Linked DNA regions of Homo sapiens: region 1 is linked to region 2. A link is a contact called in ENCODE Hi-C or POLR2A ChIA-PET data. All regions are on one chromosome and are shown on one strand. The core of a region is the stretch at or near the end of the contact, and the rest is flanking DNA. Distances in the headings are between cores, read along the strand shown.

The links. Hi-C counts contacts between places; a loop is a spot of excess contacts on that map. ChIA-PET counts read pairs that join two places held with the same protein, here RNA polymerase II (POLR2A). Pooled maps may share reads with other maps.
Region 1: a loop to region 2 is called in a pooled map, with 4 times the contacts of the local background. The contact joins the enhancer-like site here to the promoter of EDEM2 in region 2. A Hi-C loop is called at or near these places in 2 of 50 pooled maps. POLR2A ChIA-PET finds 5 or more read pairs at or near these places in 6 of 52 experiments (HEK293, HEK293T, T-cell and 3 more).

What each region holds. Positions count from the first base shown.
Region 1 is chr20:35,067,197-35,071,851 of GRCh38, forward strand. It overlaps TRPC4AP (transient receptor potential cation channel subfamily C member 4 associated protein), which reads right to left. Exons shown (of 19, transcript NM_015638.3): 3 at 2,100-2,216. Among named protein-coding and RNA genes, the nearest start is that of TRPC4AP, 23 kb to the right of the region's middle. RefSeq lists an enhancer at 3,142-3,311. Within about 2 kb of position 2,980, at least 3 of the 41 ENCODE cell types and tissues checked have a DNase peak (open chromatin) inside an H3K27ac peak, as active enhancers do.
Region 2 is chr20:35,145,516-35,149,771 of GRCh38, forward strand. EDEM2 (ER degradation enhancing alpha-mannosidase like protein 2) reads right to left here and starts at 1,821. Exons shown (of 11, transcript NM_018217.3): 1 at 1,637-1,821; 2 at 1,310-1,420. The coding sequence starts at 1,743. It overlaps MMP24-AS1-EDEM2 (MMP24-AS1-EDEM2 readthrough), which reads right to left. Exons shown (of 15, transcript NM_001355008.2): 6 at 1,310-1,420. The coding sequence starts at 1,404. RefSeq lists enhancers at 1,003-1,606, 1,855-1,984.

The DNA.
Region 1 (4,655 bases), core at 1,730-4,229, 77 kb before region 2:
ATTACAGGGCTGGAGCGGGGGCTCATGCTTGTAATCCCAGCACTTTGGGAGGCCAAGGCTGGGGGACTGTTTGAGTCCGGGAGTTTGAGACCAGTCTGGGCAACAAAGCAAAACGCCATCTCAGTACTTTTTTTTTAAATTTTAAAACACTTTCAAAATGACAGATAACAAGTGTTGGCAAGGATACAGAAAAACTGAAACCCTTATACACTGCTGGTGGCAATGTAAAATGGCAGGGCCTCTTGGAAAACATTCTGGCAGTTCCTCAAACAATTAAACATAGAGTTACCCCATATGACCCAGCAACTGTATTCCTAGGTATGTATATGCCTGAGAGAAATGAAAACATGTCCACAAAGAACCTGTGCAAGAATGTTTATAGCACTGTTATTCATAATAGCAAAAAGACGGAGGCAATCCAAATGCCTCTCAACAAATAAAAAATGTGGCATATCCACACTGTGAAACATCATTTGACCATAAAAATGAGTGTTGATACATGCTACAACACAGATGAATCTAGAAATCATTACGCTAAGTGAAAAGAAGCCAGTCACAAAAGACCACATATTATATAACTAAATTTATACAAAACGTCCACGACAGAGAAATCTATAGAGACAAAAAGTATACTAGTGTGGGGAGAGGGGGAGGAGGTGGTAGAGGTAGGGGAGTGCTAGATAAAACACATGGAGTTTCTTTTTTGAGGTGATGAAAATGCTCTAAAGTTGACTGTGGTGATGGTTGCACATATCTGCAAATATACTAAGAACCACTGAATTGTGTACTTCAAATGGGTGAAATGTATGGTATATGAACCATATCTTAATAAAGCTGATTAAAAAAAACTATGGAAAAATATCACTTTTCTCATAACTGCTTAGTAAATACTTAAAATACACTGTTTGTGGAAGGGGGCTTCTGGGTACTGGTAATGTTCTATTTCCTAATTTGGGTGGTAGTGCAAAAGTGAATGTATTTTGTGGTAATTATTGGTGTACTTTTCTGTATGAAGGTTATACTTCAGTAACAAAGTCTATAAAAATACACACATAAACACAGTATGTTGGTGATGGTATGGGTAAACAGACGCTCATACTTTGTTCCTGGGGATATAAACTGACAAAACTTCTTAGGTAGGTAAACTTCAGATTTATAAACAATAAAAAACATACGTTCTTGTTCCAAAGGTATATACTCACATGTATACAAAAATATGTAAAAGATCTTTACTGCAACCTTGTCTGTAAGAGAAATGGTGTGGAAAAATTATAAATGCCAGTCAACTGGGGCCTGGGTAAATAAATTATGGCACAATCACACCAGGAAACACTAACCATTTAATTTTTTTTTGAGAGCTCATCACCCAGGCTAGAGTGCAGTGGTATGATCTTGGCTCACGGCAACCTCTGCCTCCCGGCTTCAAGCAATTCTCCTGCCTCAGCCTCCTGAGTAGCTGGGATTACAAGTGCCTGCCACCGTGCCCATCTAATTTTGGTATTTTTAGTAGAGACAGGGTTTCACCATCTTGGACAGGTTGGTCTCGAACTCCTGACCTCACGATCCACCTGCCTTGGCCTCCCAAAGTGCTGGGATTACAGGCGTGAGCCACTGCGCCCGGCCTAAAATTGTTTTAATTAAAAAAAAAAAAAGAAGAAGAAAGAAGGTACAGAATAGTGTAGCCGTGTATATGGTATATCACTCTATGTGCGGAGAAAATAAACTAAGGTGGAGGTGGTGGGGAATATTTACACACACACACACACACACACACACACACACAAAAAAAACAAAACATCTTAAGCAGGACACACAAGAAACTAGTAATCACAACTGGTTCTGAGGAGGGGACACTGGGAAATTTAGAGATGTACTTTTCACTTAGTATTTTTTTAAAAAGGTATACACCAATTTAAATAAATGAATTCTTCTGAAGTAAAAACTATGCTGCTTCAACATGTAAATGCCGCTAAGCTTCTAAAAGTTAAAATCTGAAATGTTATAAATTCTGAAATCTTTCCTATCTCCCATTTCAAAAGTTAAATTCCCAAACCATTAAGCAGTAGTAACAGCAGTAGTAATAATAAATAGCTACTTACATCAACACCTCCAAACAAGTCAAAAATGTAAGTATTTGGATAAGTGGTTTCTTGGGTAAGTTTCCTCTCTTCAGTAACAAATGCCATAGCCTCCATGGAGAGAAGAGGAGAAATTTCCTAGTTTTTTTAAAAAAAAGTACATACATTGTTTTAGTAACCAACACAGACCAGACACTAAAGCATCAGTTTGAGCTTTAGTCCCAACTGGAGTTCCCATGAACACAAAGACAGTCCCCAATGAACCACACTTCCTAGTATTCAGGCCCCTGTAAAGCCCCTTCTCACACTAAATCTGGGCTGGTATGACACACCTCAACTAACAGCATGTGGTAGAAGTGACACTAGGCCACTTCCAGCACAAGCCTTAAGAAAGCCAGGCTCACACCTGTAATCCCAGCACTTTGGGAGGCTAAGGTGGGCGGATTACTTGAGGCCAGGAGTTTGAGACCAGCCTGGCCAACATGGCAAAACCCCATCTCTACTAAAAGTACAAAAATTAGCCGGATGTGGTGCTACACACCTGTAATCCCAGCTACTCAGGAATTTGAAGTACAAGAAGCACTTGAGCCACGGAGGCAGACGTTGCAGTGAGCCAACATAGAGCCACTGCACTCCAGCCTCGGCAACAGAGGGAGACTCTGTCATTAAAAAAAAATAAAAAGCCTGACAGACTTCGCTCTTGCCATCCTGGAACCCAAACATCATGCTGTGAGAACACAGCCAATGGGGAGGCCATAAGGAGAAGAAATGAGGCCAAGAGCAACATCCTTAGTTGATCTCCAGCTGACAGCCAGCACCAACCTGCCAGGGATGTGAGAGAGACCATTTTGGACATTCCAGATATCTCAGTACCACCCTACCCAACAGCACATGAAGCAGAGGAGCCACTCAGTCAACCAAGAATTGTTGACAGATAAATGATTCTTGTTACTTCCGGCTGCTAGGTTTCGGGGTGACTAGTTCTGTAGCAATAACCAAGTCACTGCTCAAATATAATCTCCTGCAGGAAGTCTTCTTGATTTCCCCCAACCAGAAGCATGCTCTTCAGACCCCCAAAACAATCTACAACTCATTTGTAACATTTAGCACTTTTACTTTGCACCTATTTACAAACCATTTCTTTTTTTTTTTTTGAGAGGGAGTCTCGCTCTGCCACCCAGGCTGGAGTGCAGTGGCGCGATCTCGGCTCACTGCAAGCTCTGCCTCCCGGGTTCACGCCATTCTCCTGCCTCAGCCTCCCGAGTAGCTGGGACTACAGGCGCCCGCCACTGCGCCCGGCTAATTTTTTGTATTTTCAGTAGAGACGGGGTTTCACCGTGGTCTCCATCTCCTAACCTTGTGATCCACCCGCCTCGGCCTCCCAGAGTGCTGGGATTACAGGCGTGAGTCACTGCGCCCGGCCAAACCTATGTTATTTCTTCCCTAGACTAAACGTTCCTTGAGGACAACACAAACAGATCCCACTTTGTATTCCCCACAGATTCCAAGACAGAGTATTTGATACAGCACACATAGGGTAGTAGTTCTCAAACTGACGGCCACAGAATCCTTTGTTCATATGGAACAAAGCTAAGAGGAAAAAAAATCTTACAAGAAAACCTAAAACATAGTAAGTTTCAAATAAGTACTTACTTAATGAATAAAGAAATGATGATCACATAGCAAAGATATACAAATATTAATTTCCCTCCCCTTTAACTTCACCTCAATCTCCTGAGATTTTGCAAGAAGCAAATAATGTGCAACTCTTTGAAAAGCATTTTTAAACAAGTTTAAGAAGCTATAATTATTTCTATCAGACTGTGAGATTCAAAATATGAAAATGTCTCTTCTTAAACGTAAAGACTAAGTTTAATTAGTTTCTATTACATTTTAAAATAACTTACTATGTGATATAATAATCAAAACTTCACCTCTGAAGAACACTGTCATTCAGTTTCATTACGTTCAATATAACTTACATGGTTTTTATTTATTTATTTTTGCTGTTTTTTATTTTATTATACTTTAAGTTCTAGGGTACTTGTGCACAACATGCAGGTTTGTTACATATGTATACATGTGCCATGTTGGTGCGCTGTACCCATTAACTCGTCATTTATATTAGGTATATCTCCTAATGCTATCCCTCCCCCCTCCCCCCACCCCATGCCAGGCCCTGGTGTGTGACGTTCCCCACCCTGTGTCCAAGTGTTCTCATTGCTCAATTCCCACCTATGAGTGAGAACACACGGTGTTTGGTTTTCTGTCCTTAACGATAGTTTGCTCAGAATGATGGTTTCCAGATTCATCCATGTCCCTACAAAGGACATGAACTCATCATTTTTTATGGCTGCATAGTACTCCATGGTGTATATGTGCCACATTTTCTTAATCCAGCCTACCATTAAATGGACATTTGGGTTGGTTCCAAGTCTTTTGCTATTGTGAATAGTGCTGCAATAAATATACACGTGCATGTGTCTTTATAGCAGCATGATTTATAATCCTTTGGGTAAATACCCAGTAATGGGATGGCTGGGTCAAATGGTATTTCTAGTTCTAGATCCTTGAGGA
Region 2 (4,256 bases), core at 571-3,070:
AAGACATTCGAATTGTTTTTAATGAAAAAGTCAGGGTGGTTTAGTATGTTTCCATCTGTTTCAAAAAGACATGCTGACAGAAAGCAGACAGCAATTGTTAGGGTCAGTGGTGGTGCAGGGATGAACTATAAAGGGCCACAAGGGAACTTTTTAAAGTGACAGAAGTGTTTCATATCTTGACTGTGATGGTGGTCACTTCAAACGAGTGTAGGCTGGGCACAGTGGCTCATGCCTGTAATCCGCCAGCACTTTGGGAGGCCTAGGTGGGTGGATCACCTGAGGTCAGGAGTTCAAGACCAGCCTGGCCAAATGACAAAACCCCGTCTCCACAAAAAAATTAGCCGGGTGTGGTGGTGGGCTCCTGTAATCCCAACTACTTGGGAGGCTGAGGCAGGAGAATCGCTTGAAGCCAGGAGGCGGAGTTTGAAGTGAGCCAAGATCACGCCATTGCACTCCAGCCTGGGTAACAAGAGCGAAACTCCATCTCAAAAAAAAAAAAAAAAAAAAAAGAGTGTATTTTATTATATGTAAATTATGCCTTTAAGAAGTTCATTTTAAAAAGATACACATACACACATCTATATATATAATGGTATAAACCAAGAATATTTCTGGACAGATACAAAGGAAAGTTAATAGTTGGAATTCTAGGGTATGGGAGATATTTATTGTATATAATCTTTTACCACTTGAATTTGCCATTTGTATTTACTTTGTTTCAACTTAAAAAAATAAAAACCATCACAAGTTTTGAGTTTAATTTCTCCCGACCTTAGCACATTCGTGTGTAAAACAGGGATAATGGCACCTAACTCGTAGGGGTATTAAGATACTGAGCTGAGATCTGAATGACAAGCAGCAGCCAGTGATGGGAGGAAAATGGGGAGTGTATTTCAGGCACGGGGCACACCAACTACAAAGACTTAAGTTTTAGGAGTGTCACACTCCTTCCTGGATCTGAATGCCCACCTACATAATGAAAGGGGTGGGTTTTCTAATTCTTGGAGCCCTTCCACGGTATCTCGTTACTCCAGAAATTGCCTATGTCCCCACAGCTGATGCCTGTTACTGCTGGGGCTGAGCTCAGCGATCCAGCCCACCCGGCTAATCCAGGACTTTTTTTTTCACTGCGAGAGGCTAAGTGGATCCTGGAGGTGATAGTAAGAATTGCGGGGAGCGCGGCTCTAGCTCAGCTGGGAGCTTTCTGGTGCCGGTGAGGAGACCATGAAGCCACCAGCCCCAGCTGACCCGCCCGCCGAGGCCCAGAGAGTCAGACCCTGGCCGCCCCTTGCCCCTCCGCTCGCACTACCTGCCCCAGGTGTCGTGCCCGTCACAGGTGAGAGGTCGCAGCTCATCGAAGGGAAAGGCATTCTCCAGGTAGCTGTCGTAGGCGTGGTAGAACATGGCCTTGACTCGCTCCCTGGGTGGGGGACGAGAAATCAGGCATGGGGCAAGAACACAAAAACAAGCGGGGGAAGAACAAGATACAGGGCGGAAAGTGGGAATCACTAGCTGATTTCTCCCTGGGACCTAGCGGCTGTGTCGGAGCAAGTCGGGGTCTGGGATGGACGGAAAGGGAAAGGACCGGGTTCACGCTTCCCATTCCCCAACTGCGAAAGGGCGGGTCACAGTTCACCTGTAGTGGGCGGGATCTGGCGCGGAGCCGTCGGGACCTGGCGCACCATGGTGCTGAGGCAGCAGCGCGCACAGGAGGCCGAGCGGGATGAGCAGCCGGAAAGGCATAGAGCTCGTGTCCTCTCAGCGCCCCCGCAGCAGCAGCAGCCACTGCAACCAGTTCATCCTGGGAGCTGCTGCGGGTTCTTCCGGGAATCCGCGCCACTGCGCCTGCGCGCTGAGAAATCAGCCTCTCACTTCCGGACTACAAGCCCCTGAATGCAATGGGCAGCGAAACGCGGCCGAAGAGCAACTTCGGATGTACGGTTTCGGCAACACTGATCAACGTGTCTTAAAGTCAGTGGCTGTTGTTACTACTGTTATTAATTAATGTTTTAATAATAACAGCTAGCATGTATTGAGCACTTATTGTGTACTAGTACTGTACGGAGCATTTAAAATGCATTCTCTCATTCATTTTTTTCAACAACCTTATTAAGTATGAAGGCAGGGTAAGCATGAGAAATGTTCAGCCTTTACCATTATTACCTAGCAGGACAAGCCGCAGACAAAACTCCTCAGACACCGGGTTAAAGAAGGAAGGAGCTTTATTCGGCCGGGAGCGTCAGCTGACTCACTTCTCAAAAACGGAGCTCCCCGAGTGAGCAATTCCTGTCCCTTTTAAGAGCTTACAACTCTAAGGGGGTCCGCGTGAGAGGGTCGTGATTGATTGAGCAAGCAGGGGGTACGTGACTGATTACCGGTGCACCGGTAATCAGAACGGAACAGAACAGGACAGGGATTTTCACAATGCTTTTCCATACAATGTCTGGAATCTATAGATAATATAACCGGTTAGGTCAGGAGGGGTCGATCTTTAATTACCAGGCCTGGAATGCATCGCCGGGCTGTCTGACTACTGATTTCACTTCTGTCTTTCTTTTAACTCCTACATTTTCTTTGAGGCAGAAATTGGGCATAAGACAATATGAGGGGTGGTCTGCTCCCTTATTTAGGGATATTGAGTTTCCCAAACCAGTTACTTGTTGATTGTATAAGACACAACTCACATTTATTTGTCCAAAACTTCCACTCTTTTTTTTTTAAAACCTCTTGCATTTTCCGATGCTGTCACTCTTGAGGTTTCCTGAAATCCCGTCAGTTCTAGGAATTCATGACACTTCTCTCCTCCCAATTTGGGATGTGGTTACACAATCATGGTCCCTTCAGTCTCCATCTCAAACCGGAAGCTTTACCCCTGTCAGCCCTGTAGAATGTCTTGGGTAAGAATGAATACCCTGGTTGGGCGCGGTGGCTCACGCCTGTAATCCCAACACTTTGGGAGGTTGAGGTGCGTGGATCACCTGAGGTTAAGAGATAGAGACCAACCTGGCCAACATGGTGAAACCCCGTCTTTACTAAAAATACAAAAATTAGCCAGGGGTGGTGGCGGGTGCCTGTAAATCCCGGCTACTCGGAAGGCTGAGGCCGGAGAATCGCTTGAAACCGGAAGGCGGAGGTTGCAGTGAGCGAGGATCGCGCCACTCCACTCCAGCCTGGGCAAAACAGCAAAACTCCATATCAAAAAAAAAAAAAAAAAAAAAAAAAAAAAGACAAATGACTACCCTGGGGCACTATAGCTTTCAGGAGGTTTGTGATCCATTTCTCCATTCCCCTTATTCCCAAGTTTCTAAAATTTGGTCAGCACCTTAGACCACAGCAACACCCATGACTTTGGTCAGTGTGACATGCGGTAGAACCAACACTGGATTTGAAGTCAGATCTAGGATCCAGTTAATTACAACTCTGTCACTCATCTATAACCTGTGTATGTGACCCTCTCCTTCTCTGGGGCTAGCATCCTTGTCTATAAATAATGAGGAGTTTGAACAAATGGATCTTTAAGATCCTTTTCGGTCGAGCTTTCTATGATTCTAGGATTGGCTATCTCTTATTTGCTGAAAAAGTCAGATGGAAGTGATAGCTCAGTTTGTTGAGCCAGAGTGCAGCCAGGCCTCCCAAAGTGCTGGGATTACAGGCATAAGCCACTGTACCCAGCCTGGGATGTTTTTAGAAACTCTTCTTGGCCGGGTGCAGTGGCTCACGCCTGTAATCCCAGCACTTTGGGAGGCCAAGGCGGGCGGATCACGAGGTCAGGAGTTCAAGACCAACCTGGCCAATATGGTGAAACCCTGTCTCTACTAAAAATACAAAAATTGGCCGGGAGTGGTGGCAGACGCCTGTAGTCCCAGCTACTCAGGAGGCTGAGGCAGGAGAATCGCTTGAACCCGGGAGGTGGAGGTTGTAGTGAGCCAAGATCAAGATCAGGCCACTGCACTCCAGCCTGGGAGACAGAGCGATACTCTGTCTCAAAAAAAAAAAAAAAAAAGAAACTCTTCTTGGGGCTTCCAAATGGAAGGGAAAGGAGATGACAGTAAGCTGAGACCTGGATAACAACACAGGAGCACTGTATTCGTTTCCTGTGATTCCTGCAACAAATTACCACAAACCAAGTGGCTTAAAGCAACAGAAATTTATTCTCTCGCAGTTTGGGAGGTCAGGAGCCTGAAATCAATTTCACTGGGCTAAAATTAAGTTATTGACAGGGCCACACCCACTCCAAAGGCTCTAAGGGATAATCC